3 separate regions of the Homo sapiens genome follow, and regions 2 and 3 are each linked to region 1. A link is a contact called in ENCODE Hi-C or POLR2A ChIA-PET data. All regions are on one chromosome and are shown on one strand. The core of a region is the stretch at or near the end of the contact, and the rest is flanking DNA. Distances in the headings are between cores, read along the strand shown. Region 1 overlaps LOC643339 (a long non-coding RNA gene). Region 2 overlaps UBE2N (ubiquitin conjugating enzyme E2 N). Region 3 overlaps LINC02413 (long intergenic non-protein coding RNA 2413).

Region 1 (4,758 bases), core at 1,071-3,570:
TTTACAAGAGGCTAAGGAAACCAAGCAATATAAGATCTAATCAAAACTGAGTGCTGGAAATGTGTGGGGAGAAATCCATAATTAAACTGAGCAATTAACTCCAGAAAGTTAACTGGGGCCAACTCTGACACTGCTATAAAGTTATAAAATCTCCAGCATCTCATTTCTTTGTCCCTCTACCCAATTTCCCCTCAAAGGTAAGCCTCTCTTTCTCTCTCCTCTCTTCTTCATATTTAATAAAACTGTTTGCCAGAAAGGAAAGAATCTTAGGTTAGTCATTTACACTTTAGTGCGAATTAAAGCCAGTGTGTCAACTCTCACAGGAATGAGAATTTCAAGCCATACTTCTAATTGTGGAATGGCTGTCATTGAATTCTTTTAAGGGTATTTCATGGAACAACTAAATATAAGGAAGAGGAGAGAAACTGCCCAAGTCTGCCTATGCCTAAAGTCAGCCTTAAGTTCAATCTTGAGGGTGACAGCTTTCATCTGCCACTCCCAATTGAAAGTGAATTCAGATTAATTCCTAGATGTTTGTTTGTTGTTTTTTTTTTTTTTTTTTTTTTTTTTTTTTTTTTTTTGGGACGGAGTCTCGCTCTGTCGCCCAGGCTGGAGTGCAGTGGCGGGATCTCGGCTCACTGCAAGCTCTGCCTCCCAGGTTCACGCCATTCTCCTGCCTCAGCCTCCCAAGTAGCTGGGACTACAGGCGCCCGCCACTACGCCCGGCTAATTTTTTTGTATTTTTAGTAGAGACGGGGTTTCACCATTTTAGCCGGGATGGTCTCGATCTCCTGACCTCGTGATCCGCCCGCCTCGGCCTCCCAAAGTGCTGGGATTACAGGCGTGAGCCACCGCGCCCGGCCAATTCCTAGATGTTGAATGAGAGTTATAATTTATCCTTTCAGGATCTACTGGTTTTCTTTTCTTTTTTTCTTTTTTTTTTTTTTCAGACAGAGTCTTGCTCTTGTTGCCCAGGCTGGCGTGCAATGGCATGATCTTGGCTCACTGCAACCTCCACCTCCCGAATTCAAGCTATTCTCCTGCCTCAGCCTCCCGAGTAGCTGGCATTACTGGCATGTGCCACCATGCCCGGCTAATTTTGTATTTTTAGTAGAGATGGGGTTTCTCCATGTTGGTCAGGTTGGTCTCGAACTCCCAACCTCAGGTAATACGCCTGCCTTGGCCTCCCAAAGTGCTGGGATTACAGGCGTGAGCCACCATGCCTGGCCGGTTTTTCTTTCTTTTTTACTTTTATTTTACGTTGAGGGGTACATGGGCAGGTTATGTAGGTAAATGGGGGTTTGTTTACATATATTTTGTCACTCAGGTACTAAGCCTAGTACCCAATAGTTATTTTTTTTCTGATCCTCTCCCTCCTCCCACCCTCCAGCTTCCAAAAGGCCCCAGTGTCTGTTCTCCTCTTTGTGTTCATGTGTTCTCATCATTTAGCTCCCACTTAGAAGTGAAAACAGGTGGTATTTGGTTTTCTGTTCCTGCATTAGTTTTCTAAGGATAACGGCCTGCAGCTCCATCCATGTTCCTGCCAAAGACATGATCTCATTCTTTTCTATGGTTGCATAGTATTCCATGGTGTATATGTACCATGTTTTCTTTATCCAATCAGTCATTGATGGGCATTTAGGTTGGTTCCACATCTTTACTGTTGTGAATAGTGCTGCAACAAACATTCGCATGCATGTGTCTTTATGGTAGAATGATTTATATTCCTTTGGGTATATCCGGGATCTACTGGTTTCAATATCCACCTCTTCTCCTCTAGGCCCAGAAAACAGGTTAATTTCTGATGGCTTTTAAGTGTCAGCCCTATAGGACCCATTCTCACTTGACACCAGGTATCTCCACTCCAGATGCCCTTCCCCCTACCAGGTTTTACTTGAAAAGCACAACATGAGTGGCTTGGGCCAAATGTGGCCATAGGTCCTTCAACAAATGTTGAGTGAGTGTGACCCTTGGAGCAGAAAGTTGACAGGGATCTGACACATGGCTCGTCCCCCAGAGGCTCTCACTGCTCTCTTAGCTGGAAGAACTTCAAACTCTCAGACAGTGGAAAATTCAGTCTGTTCCAAGCAGGAGACACAAATGTGCTCTTAAAATTCATACTGGCGTTTGGAACTGCCCAGGGTATTATAAATATAATCGTTCTGAAGTGTGAGTGTGTGTCAGGGAGAGAAAGAGATGGAGAGAGAGAGAGAGACAGACAGAGTGTGTGTGTGTGTGTGTGTGTGTGTGTTTGTGTGTGTGTGTGTGTGTGTGTGTGACGACAGAAAGGAAAGTGAGAGCAGACCCAGGGCCAGCAAGTATCCATGCCAAGAACACAAGGCCAAGCCCAGAGAAGAATGTCCACCAGATGCCCAGTGACTACATTTTGGATTTTCTACTGCTTCCTCCTCAGAGAAAAGGGGGGAAATAAATTAGAGAGAACGCAAAGGGAGAGAGAGAGTGAGCAAGATGGGTGGGGATGGAGAGAGAAAGGAACAGGAAGTGGGAGCCTTACTAAACATAGAGCAAGAGGCCCAGACTGAGAGAGAGAGGCTGTCAGAATGAGGAACTACTGAGAGATCACAGGCTTCTCCACCAGTTACAAGTGATTAATATCTACATTTATTGTGTTTTGAAGCCATCAAGTTCTATGTCCAAATGACCCCACCCCTCCCATAATGCAGCACCAAGACTAATCCACCATCCACAGGGCATTCTGTTTCCTGCCAAACAGATGGGGCTTATTGAGGTTGGTCTTACACAGCCTCTTCCAGGTCTTGGACACACGCTGGCCAGCCTCTGTGGCTGAGGAATAGAATAAAGTTAAGTGAACTGACCCTACACGTGGGCCCCTATGACCTTCATTGCTCTTGAACTAACTGAGCTGACCAGCCAGCCTGAAGCAACATGGCCCCAGGGCAGGGGCTCTTAACCTTTTATGCACCAGGCTTCCTTTGGCAGGCTGGTAAAGCCACAGACTCCCTTCTCAGAATAATGTTATTAGGCATAAAATGAAATACATAAAGCTACAAAGGAAATCAGTTACAACATCAAATATTTTAAAGATTACAAATACAGTAATATTTTTACTCTTTTATCAGTGCTTTAAATAATAGGATCTGGTGAGAGGTCAAATAACAACCATCATTTCAAAGAGTGATGAGAGAAGGAGTGTTTCCATTGTCTACAACAACTACCAGGTGATATGAAAAGATCTGTTATTTCTGTGGCAAGAGTCATAGGCGCTGCTAATACCAGTGCAGTTTCTTGCCTACATTCTTAATAGAAACAAAAAGCTAGATTTCAGTGAGAGGTTAGATAAAATAAAGATGCAATTTTTCCCCATCCAAATTTATGAACCAGAACAAAGGCAATAAAAGGAAGGGAGCTGCAACAACAGTAATCGTAGTGACAAAGCAACATCTGCTACAAGAACAACAGCAAAAAATGGCTGCCATCTCTGCTCTGTATCAGGCCCTGGGTTAAATGCTTTCTACTCATCTTTCTCTTTCATTCTGAGGGAGGCATCATTTTGCCCACTTTACAGATGAGGAAACTGAGGCTTTAGGACATTAGGGAACTTGTCTAGGACCATAGCCAATAAGTAGCTGTGGCAAGAATGGAAGTCAAGGCTGTCTGACACTGAAGGCCACATTCGCTGTGCACTGTGTCTTCAGAAAGAGATAGGGTGTGTGTGTGTGTGTGTGTGTGAGAGAGAGAGAGAGAGAGAGAGAGAGAGAGAAAGCTGTTTCCTTTTTCTCATTCATGCCAGAAGAATTGGACTGGTTTAAGCATCTATACTTTCACCCATCTTGACTATCCATTTCCATCTTTTTAATGTTTGCTCTTTTCAGTTCAAAGACCCTTATGCTTCATACATTCATAGCCAGTACATATATGTTGGGTACTGGCTATGTTTACTGACACCAAAAATTCAAAGATAAATATGTTCTCTGACTTTCAGGAAGCTTATAACTTATTGGAGAAAACAGATATGCAAACAGATAAATTATAATATGCAGCAATTAGAATTCAAGGTAATTTGCACAATAAGGAGAATTTATTGACTCATATAACTGAAAAGTCCAGAAGTAGACAGGCTTCAGGCACTGTTTGATTAGGTCTTCATCAGCAGTGTGCTAGGAAGTATGTCACAACTAACTGACTTTCCAGAGAAAAAAGAGCCATGAGTTTGTCTATTTCCATGGTGTAAATACTCCCACCACGACCTATTTCAAGCTACCAACATGAAGTCACTGAAGATAGAATTAGGAAGAGATGTGCGCAGTCACCCCTTGCCTGATGCAGGCTAGCTCCAGCATGCTATGACCATTCTCATTTCTTCACAGTTCTCTCAGTTTTTCCATCCTCTGTATGCTGGTTTTGTCCTGATGATGCAACCAGCAGCTGGGACTGTACACTTTCCTTCTAGTGTCTAGCAAGCTTCTCTTCTACTAATCACCAAAAAAAAATTCCTGAGCTCTTCTGAAAGAATCGCTGTATCCAAGGAATATCACCCAGCTGGCTTAGCCTTGGGTGGCATATTAAAATAAGCAATAGCTACCTTCTCTCAAGGCTCTTCATTTCACCTATCAAGTACTCCTTGTTGGACAAAGCTACGGTCTGAATGTTCTTGTCCCTTCAAAATTCATATGTTGGAACCTAATACTTAAAGTGATGGTATTAAGAGGTGGGGGTCTTTGAGGAAGTGATTAAGTCATGAGGGCTCCACCCTCATGAATGAGATTACTGCCCTCA
Region 2 (4,758 bases), core at 1,109-3,608, 250 kb after region 1:
GAATACTAAAGTACTTGATAATTTGACAAAACTTAATTTCACTTGTGCAGGAGTTGATCAATCTGGACTAAAGGAACTGCTTGACACAGAGGAGCTTAAAAAAGAATACTGAACTGACTGCTATTTTTAACTTACTTTCAGTTATGCTCACATTTCATAATCAAAACATTAGATAGTATATTAAAACAGTATCTTTAGAGCCTGAAAGTTTAATCACTATCAAAAGCAGTTCAAGGATTCTTAACATGGAGCACATGGAGACCTAGGGAATCCACAAATAAACTTGGCAAGAATCTGAATCCCCAGAAGTCATACGTTAAAAAAAATAGCTTTTTTTCCTAGGAAGAGGTCAGAAAATTCTTAAGTGAGACAACTGAAAGAACTAAAGAACCACTGTTCCTAGTCAAATTTTTTACAAGTTTTTTCTTAAATTCCAAAGGTGATTTTAATTACAACTTATAACAAATCTGTCTTCATCATAATGAGTTTGTATTTATTTATTTATTTATTTATTTATTTAAGAGACAGGGTCTTGCCTCTATTACCCAGGCTGGGGTGCAGTGGTGCCACTAATAGCTCACTGCAGCCCCGGCCTCCTGGATTCAAGGGATCTTCCTGCCTCAGTCTTCTGTTAGGATTACTGCATGAACCACCATACCTGGCTAAGTTTCCCTGCCCCCACCTGGAGGTACATATATTTCTGAAACATCATGGTAACTTTTCCATGCCTTTTTTTAATTGGAAGAAAACATTATCAGACAAGTATTTTCAGAGCTTAAAACAACAGATAGGACAGGCGCGGTGACTCACACCTGTAGTTCCAGCACTTTGGGAGGCCGAGGTGGGCAGATCACCAAAGGTCAGGAGTTCGAGACCAGCCTGACCAACATGGTGAAACCCTGCCTCTACTAAAAATACAAAAATCAGCTGGGCGTGGTGGCATACACCTGTAATCCCAGCTACTAGGGAGGCTGAGGCAGGAGAATTGCTTGAACCCAGGGGGCAGAGGTTGCAGTTAGCCGAGATCACGCCATTGCACTCCAGCCTGGGCAACAAAAGCAAAACTTCATCTCAAAATAAGAAAAAAAAAATGTTCAAGGCAGAGAGTAAAGCTACTCCAGTGGCTGAGGCAGGAGAACTGCTTGAACCTGGGAGGCAGAGGTTGTAGTAAGCCGAGATTGTGCCATTGCACTCCAGGCTGGGCAACAAAGCAAGACTCCCGTCTCAAATAAATAAAAGGTGAGTTTTCTAAATCACTTTTCTTACAAAAAAAAATACCTTATGCACTAGAATACCTATCAAATGAGTGGCTTTTAAACAGTAACAGGAAAAAATGTGTGTACTTCAAAAAATCCTATTAAAAAAGTAAACTCAAGTCTCAATGTAAAATCAGACTGTATCTGATTTTTAAGAATTTGAGGCTAAATCACACCAAATAGAAGAGTAAATTTTTCCACTGCACTTCAGCCTGGGTGACAGAGACCCTGTTTCAAAAAATTAATTAAATGTATTTTCTTAAGTAAATTTTTAAGCACCATAGACAAGGGACCAGTGGGGAAGGGAGACATAAAGTAAATTCTGCGAAAGACTGGTAAAATTCTAATTCCAGCAGGTTGACTCACTAGGTTTTAATCAAATAAGTCAACCCCTAGGGTAAGTTAACTACTTTTTCCCAAGACTGTATTTTATCATTTTCATTATTATCATTATTACTATTTTGAGACAGGGTTTCACTCTGTCGCCCAGGCTGGAGTGCAGTGGCGCGATCTAGGCTCACTGCAGCCTCAACTTCCTGGGCCAAACCAATCCTCCCACCTGTCTCCTGAGTAGCTGGGACTACAGATGTGTGCCACAACACCTGGCTAATTTTCATTTTATCTTTTTGTAGAGACAAGGTCTCATTATGTTGTACAGCCCAGTCTTGAAACCTTGGGCTCAGGGGATCCTCCCGCCTCAGCCTCCCAAAGTACTGAGATTATAGGCATGAGCCACAGTGCTCAGCCCTCATGATTAATTCTGAAAAGACCATTAAAGGAATGTCAGTCACTGTATCAACGTAACATGTAAAGCTGAAACAGATTTGGTTTTGACCAAGGCCATAACTATAGATCTCACTTATCGGTTCCCGAAAGTGATTCTCCTTTATGACAGGATTATGCAGAACCTCTCATTTGAGGGACATTTTAGGTACCTCCTAACCTTTATGACTTTAAGCTTTAACTGCTCACTTTTTTTTTTTTGGTGGAGATGGAGATCTCACTATGTTCCTCAGGCTGGTCTCAACTCCTGGCTTCAAGCAATCCTTGGGCCTCAGTCTCCCAAAGAGCTGTTATTACAGGTGTGAACCACCATGCCCAGCTTCAGTCACTTTTATTGGCTAAAAGAGCTTTGGTCCAGAAGATAAGGCAGAAAAACGAAACTAAAGATTCTAGCTTAAAACAGAACTACTAAGACTCAATATCACTCACACTTGTGCAAAATGCCATACATACAAAACTTCGTTACAGCATTTTTTATATAGCACAATTTAGGAAACATTCTGAAAGTTATGAATAAGCAATTAGTTACAATAAAGTCTAGGCCAGGCACGGTGGTTCATGCCTGTTAACCCTAGCACTTTGGGAGGCCGAGGTGGAAGAATCACTTGAGCCTAGGAGCTCGAGAACAGCCTAGGCAACATGGCAAGACCCCATCTCTACTGAAAAAGTATTAAATTTCCAATATTTGAAAAAATAAAATAAAGTCTAACCATAAGGTTCCATTAAACAGCCCTTTGAGAAAAAAAAAAGAGCCAAAGCAGAACACTATGATGCATGTCTGTAATCCCAGATACTGGAGGCTGAAGGTAGAGATCACCTGATATTAGGAATTCGAGGCTGTATGTATATAGTGTACTATGATCACGCCTGTGAAAAGCCACTGCACTCCAGCCTGGGCAACAAAGCAGCAGTCTGTCTCTTAAAAAAAAAAAAAAGTCAACTTGAAGATACATAGGTGGTTAGAGGGGAAGAGAAGGGAATCAAGGTATTTGCATGAGAAGGAGAAGACGCCTAACTTATAGCAGAAAGTTGCTCTGGTCTTCTTGTAAGGATACACAATAAAAATAGTGGTTGAAGTCGGGTGCAGTGGCTCACACCTGTAATCCTAGCACTTTGGGAGGCTGAGGCAGGTGGATCACTTGAGAAGAGGAGTTTGAGACCAGCATGGCCAACATGGTGAAACCCCATCTCTACTAAAAATTAGCCAGGTGTGGTGGCACATGCCTGCAGTCTCAGCTACTTAAGAGACTGAGGCAGGAGAATCACTTGAACCTGGGAGGTGGAGTTTGCAGTGAGCCAAAATTGCACCACTGCACTCCAGCCTGGGCAACAGGGGGAGACTCCGTCTCAACAAACAAACAAACAAACAAAAACAGTGGTTTTCTAAGCAGGGGAACTGGAATGCTGAAGGACAGATGAGGGATTCTCTACGTATCCTTCAGAGCCTTTCAAATGTGCTCTATGTGTGCATTTCCTAGTTAATAAAAAAAGATACATAAGCAGAGTAGGCACACAAAAAAGAAATAATGTAAAAGATTGATGTCCTTTTTAAGTGAGCTTATGGGTGGAAAACGAGACTAGCTTTAACTTTTAGCTCAGACATTGGTTCAGACAGAATATACCAAGGAGTAACAATGTCAAATTATTGCTCATTGAGATTAAGGCTCATCTATTCAGTTAGTCTATTAATATTTCAGTATCTACTATGTGCCAAGGATTGGTCTAGGCACGAATGAGCAATGCCCGGGATATCCAAGAGTCCCTAACTTCATGAAGGTTTAATGGGGAATAGAGAGAAATAAACAGTAAATAACATAACTTCGAACAGTAATAAGCACTTATACAGAAGAAAGGGAGATAGGAGGATAAAATTGTGGGGGAGGAAAAAGGGAAACTGGTTTATACGGGACAGGTTAGGTAGAGGGTATGACATATGAGCTAAGAACGGAACAACTGGACAAAGCAAGCAATGCAACAAACTGGAGGAAAGTCCTGTGACTGGAATAAGCTCAACCACTTATTGTTCAGGGTACAGCAAAGCAACAGTGTGGCTACAGTGGAGTGACCCAGAGAGAGAAGTGCAGATGCGCTCAGAAGTAGGCATCCCAAATGAATGCAGGGCCTTATAGCTAAGGGGTGGGGGGGAAGGCAAGATTCTAATGTAAGTGTGATGGAGAACCTCTACAGTTTTTAGCAGGGGAGTAACATGGTCTATATTTTAAGAAGATAACACTAGCTGCTGCTCCAAAGTAGGCTAATACAGGAGGCCAGGCAGTAAATGATGGAAGTGAACAGAGGTTTGAAAGACAGGGGGGAAAGTGTCTGATTTAGTACATATATTGAAAGCAGAACCTACAGAATTTGCTACTGGATTAGATACAGGAATCTAAATGAGATAGCAACTGGGTGAATAGTAGTCCAGAAAATCATCTTGTATTTGTAGTTAGTCATTTTACAGTAACAAGAGACAGGGGAATGTTACACTAATCAAGATCCAAATTCTGCCTCTTACCAGCTTTACCTTAGGAAAGTCATTTAAGTCAGTTTCTAGACTGCAAAATATATTGTCTAGTTCACAAAAATGTCTGTAAGAATCAAATGGTTAAGAAATCTACAAATGTAAATAGTGATCATTATAAGTTAGAAAGCATCATATTAACAGTCATGCAAATCAAGCCACCTTATTTTAACATTTTCATTAGATGAGAATGCTAACACT
Region 3 (4,758 bases), core at 1,495-3,994, 180 kb before region 1:
AACTATAATCCTTCTTCCCCAAGGTGTGTTATAGAAACTAGAACTCCTGTTCCTCAAAGCCAGCCATAAAACCTAAAAACATTACTCTAACCTCCTGCCACTCCCCGACCTTCCTGTGTAAGACCTGGCCATAAAGAAATCTCTGACTTACATTGTTTAACGATAGGTCATAAGACACTCATTCCAAAAAGGGTTCTGCCTCATACCTGGAAGGAAGACAGCTGCACAGAGAGGCCAGGAAGAACCTTAACAGACAGGCCTTGCTGGGATTCCCCACTCGGTCTATTTCCATAAGATTATACCTTTTCTGTCCAAACACAGTTCTACACTGCGGTCCATTCTTCATGGAACCTAAGTATAAAAATGGATGGTTTTACCTGTATCTTTGGGTCTTCATTCTAAAGGCTCCCATGTCATATAAAACTATGATTAAATAAATTTGTATGCTTTTCTCTTGTTAACCTGTCCTTTTTTATAGGAGTGTCAGCTTGGACCCTCAGGATGGGGAGAAAAGGGATCACCCCCTTTCTATCCCTATGAGGTACAAAGTGATGTTATGGTTCTCTTTTTCTTTTTTTTTTTTTGAGACAGGATCTGGCTTTGTCACCCAGGCTAGAGTGCAGTGGCACAATCTCGGCTCAGTGCAACCTCTGTCTCCCGTGCTGAAGCAATCCTCCCACCTCTGCCTCCCGAGTAGCTGAGACTACAGGTGCACGCCACCAAGCCCAGCTAGCTTTTGTAATTTTGGTAGAGACAGGGTTTTGCCATGTTGCCCAGGCTGGTCTTGAACTCCTGGGCTCAAAGCGATCTACCGCCTTGACCTCCCAAAGTGCTGGGATTATAGACGTGAGCCACCAGGCCCAGCCCATGATGTTATGACTTATGAATACAATGCGGAGTAATTAAATCAAGCTAAATAACATATACATCACCTCAAATACTTTTTTTTTGTGGTGAAGACATTGGAAATTTACTGTCTTAGCAATTTTGAAAAGTACTATACACGATTATTAACTACCTTCACCACGCAGTGCAATTTATCTCAAAACCAAACCAAAACACAACCTTGCTCCTCCTGTCTAACTGAGGCTGTATACTTTGACCATCAACTCCTCATTCCCCCAGCCCCCAGCCTCTGGTAACCACCATTCTACTCTCTGTTTCTATGAGTTTGATTGTTTTAGATTCCAAATATAAGTGAAGACATACAGTATTTGTCTTTCTGTGCCTGGCTTATTGCACTTAGCATAATGTTCCCTAAGTCCATCTCTGTTTTGCAAATGACAGAATTTCTTTCTTTTTCAAGGCTGTCACTGTACCTTTAAAATGCCATGATCTGTTAACCAGTCTTGTCTTCCTCAGCATCTTGTCTTTCTTCAGCACTACATCATCTCCTCAATATTTTTCCATCCAATATTGGCCAAAATATTATAAGCAATTTTATCAAATGCTTGCTGAAATCCAATATGTGATGGTGGTGACTTCCTCCGGCATGTAATCTACTAATCCTATCAAAAAAGGAATGTTTAGCTTGGCACGCTTGGTCTCAGTGAATCCGAAGTAGTTACCACTGTTTACCTCTCCTTTCTTTAAATGCTTGCATGTCAAATATTGTTCCATTCTCTGGAATGACTTTTACCTGTGAATGGAATCTTGAATGTCATTCTACAGTAAAATTCTCAACCAAAAAAAAAAAACAAAAAAAGCCACTGATTTCTAGTCATCAATCTATAAACACTAAAGACATTTTACTAGTTCACATAGCAAAAAAATTCTGAGGTAGGGTGGTTTCAGGTTGGTTGATTCAGCGTCTCAATAATATTATCAAAGACTCAGATTCTGGCCAGGCACAATGGCTCATGCCTATAATCCCAGAGCTTTGGGAGGCCTAGGTGGATAGATCATTTGAGCCCAGGAAGTTGAGACCAGCCTGGGCAACATAGTGAAACCCTGTCTGTATAAAAAATACAAAAATTAGCCGGGCATGGTGGCATGAGCCTGTAGTCCCAGCTATTCAGGAGGCCAAGGTGGGAGGATCACTTGGGCCTGGCAGGCAGAGGTTGCAATGAGTGGAGATTGTGGCACTGTACTCCAGCCTGGGTGACAGAGGGAGACCCTGTCTCAAAAAAAAAAAAAAAAAGACCCATATTTTTTCCATATCTGTGCTCTGCCACCATCATTATGATGGCCTTATCTTTGGCTGGTTCTCTTCATGGAGGCAAGGGAGCTATGGCAGCTATGACCTGCTTTTCTACAGGTCTTCTTTTAGGAGCAAGAAAAGCATCTAGGAGCTCCCCTTGCCTGACCTGCCACGGTTTTATTTCACAGAACTGGGTCACTTTCCCCCTCCAAACCAGTCACTGGCAAGCTGAGACAGATCAGAATTTAATCCCGAGACATACAGGGAAGAGATGGGTAAACCCTTGAAATTGGCTGTTTACCAACAAGAGAAAGTCGACAAATGCTCTGGGCTAGGAAACCCTACTGTCTGGTCCAGACTGGAGGAATTACTGTCTAATTTGGAGAGTGGTCATATTTGAAGACGGTTACTGATGAAGACCTATTAAAATAACATGGACTTTTTATCTATTCAAAACAGCTTAAAACAGGACTGTGTCCAGAACAAAGGGGTAGATTAAGTTATCTCTAAAATTCCCGGCCAACTGTTTAATGCTGTGATTCTGTTCTCATTGTTTTCACTGTGGAAACTGCTTGCAATTTGGAAGAGTGCGTGTCAGCAATGTTTGTGCTGCCAGCAAAAGTGAATAGTTGCTGATCTGTGTGCATTTCCCCAAATAGCACATTTGTGGAAAACTGAGTCATGGGGATTCTAGGTACTGTGAATCCATCATCTGCACAATTTTCTGAATGCCTTACATCTTAGACACTGGCGGCTTCCCTGTAAATAAACAAATTGTAATGAGACAGTTGACACATAACATGGGATTGGCCAAAGCAAAGCAGGTTTAGCTAACTGGTTTTCCTCTGGCAAATTGTTCCTTTTTTTTTTTTTTTTTTTTTTTTTTTTGAGACAGAATCTTGCTCTGTCACCCAGGCTAGAGTGCAGCGGCATGATCTTGGCTCACTGCAACCTCCGCCTCCTGGGTTCAAGCGATTCTTCTGCCTCAGTCTCCCAAGTAGCTGGGACTACAGGCGCGTGCCACTGTGCCTGGCTAACTTTTGTATTTGTAGTAGAGACAGGGTTTCACCATGTTAGCCAGGCTGGTCTTGAACTCCTGACCTTGTGATCCACCCTCCTCAGCCTCCCAAAGTGCTGGGATTACAGATATGAGCCACCTTGGCCGGCCATTGTTCCTTTTTATTTATTTTGCCCTGAAAGCAGATGATGGTGTTAAATAAAGCAACAAATTAAATGTGGATGTTAGTGCTGCAATGGAGGAAAACTTGCAGAAAAATTGACCTGACTTATTTAATCAAGTGCAGAGACATTACTGTGCTACCTGGGGAGCTATTCAAATACAATACAATCTATATGCCTTCCACCTGAGCAACCAAGTTCTTACAGCGCTAACTAGAGAAGGTGCAGGGGAGGGGGGGAGGACTGGATAAAGTTATTTTTGTGGCAGTTAAGCTTCGATTACTTGTAGATCCATAAATCATCAGCCAAGGTTCTCTTTTCTCCAGCAGTGAGCACAGGGAGGAGGAGGTGCATGCAAGCGATACTGCAGGGCCAGAATCAGAATCATCAGCACGTAGCAACTGATTGGATTTCTGGAGCAAGAAAGAAGAGTTGAAGATAATGTTGAACTTTCTCATTGGGAGATTTTACTAACATTATTGAGCAATTACTGCATGATGGATGTTACGCTAAGAGCATTCTACAATTATTATACCTCTTACGTCTCCCAGTAGTTCTGTTAAGTAAGTACTATTGTTTTTGTTTTAGAGACAGAGTCGGCTCTGCCACTCAGGCTGTAGTCCAGTGGTGCAATCTCAGCTTACCATAGCCTCGGGCTCAAGCGATCCTCCCACCTCAGCTCCCCAAGTAGCTGTGGTCCCAGCTGGCTCCATATGAAAAGCCTCTTGCTTCCTTAATTACTAACCAATGGTAATAGTTTTTTTCTTTTTTGTTTTTTTCAAGAGACAAGGTCTTGCTCTGTCACCCAGGCTGGAGTGCAGTGGTGGTAACATAGCTCACTGCAGCCTTGAACTCCTGGGCTCAAGGGATCCTCCCACCTCCGCCTCCTGAGTAGCTGGGACTACAGGCATATGCCACCATGCCCAGCTAATTTTCAAATATTTTGTAGAGACCAGGGTCTTGCTAATTGCCCAGGCTGGTCTTGAACTCTTACCTCAAGCAATACTCCTGCCTCAGCCTCCCAAAGTGCTAGTACTTCAGGTGTGAGCCACCACCCCCGGTGACCAACAGTAATTCTACACTTCAATCTCTTGCATCCTTACCCTTATCTTGTGTCCTTATGATCATCATAAATAGCTCATTTGGCCGGGCACAGTGGCTCATCCTGGGCAGCACATGAAACCTCATCTGTACAAAAAAATATAAAAATTAGCCAGGTGTGGTGGCACATGACTGTGGGCCCAGCTACTTGGGAGGCTGAGGCAGGAGAATTGCTTGAGGCTGGGAGGTCAAGGCTGCAGTGAGCCGAGATCATGCTTCTGTACTCCAGCCTGGGTGAGAGAGCGAGACCCTGTCTCCAAAATAAAATAAAATAAAATAAAAGCTAATTTGTCTCAGGCTTTGAATTAATCTGCATTAGCTCATGTAATTGTTGCAAT

What was found. Hi-C counts contacts between places; a loop is a spot of excess contacts on that map. ChIA-PET counts read pairs that join two places held with the same protein, here RNA polymerase II (POLR2A). Pooled maps may share reads with other maps.
Region 2: a pooled map shows a loop between it and region 1 (2.4-fold over the local background). The contact joins two enhancer-like sites. A Hi-C loop is called at or near these places in 2 of 50 pooled maps. POLR2A ChIA-PET finds 5 or more read pairs at or near these places in 4 of 52 experiments (H1, activated CD8-positive, alpha-beta memory T cell, activated T-cell and 1 more).
Region 3: a loop to region 1 is called in a map of posterior vena cava, with 2.2 times the contacts of the local background. The contact joins two enhancer-like sites. A Hi-C loop is called at or near these places in 1 of 168 maps with a recorded cell type or tissue (posterior vena cava) and 3 of 50 pooled maps. POLR2A ChIA-PET finds 5 or more read pairs at or near these places in 1 of 52 experiments (activated CD8-positive, alpha-beta T cell).

Annotation. Positions count from the first base shown.
Region 1 is chr12:93,182,036-93,186,793 of GRCh38, forward strand. All of the region lies in intron 3 of LOC643339 (a long non-coding RNA gene), which reads right to left. Among named protein-coding and RNA genes, the nearest start is that of LINC02412, 10 kb to the left of the region's middle. RefSeq lists an enhancer at 2,351-2,500. Within about 2 kb of position 2,321, at least 15 of the 41 ENCODE cell types and tissues checked have a DNase peak (open chromatin) inside an H3K27ac peak, as active enhancers do.
Region 2 is chr12:93,434,401-93,439,158 of GRCh38, forward strand. All of the region lies in intron 1 of UBE2N (ubiquitin conjugating enzyme E2 N), which reads right to left. Among named protein-coding and RNA genes, the nearest start is that of UBE2N, 5.2 kb to the right of the region's middle. Within about 2 kb of position 2,359, at least 5 of the 41 ENCODE cell types and tissues checked have a DNase peak (open chromatin) inside an H3K27ac peak, as active enhancers do.
Region 3 is chr12:93,000,092-93,004,849 of GRCh38, forward strand. It overlaps LINC02413 (long intergenic non-protein coding RNA 2413), which reads left to right. Exons shown (of 4, transcript XR_945212.3): 2 at 3,646-3,882. LOC643339 (a long non-coding RNA gene) reads right to left here. Exons shown (of 5, transcript NR_040096.1): 4 at 4,423-4,507; 5 at 3,667-3,732. Among named protein-coding and RNA genes, the nearest start is that of LINC02413, 12 kb to the left of the region's middle. Within about 2 kb of position 2,745, at least 3 of the 41 ENCODE cell types and tissues checked have a DNase peak (open chromatin) inside an H3K27ac peak, as active enhancers do.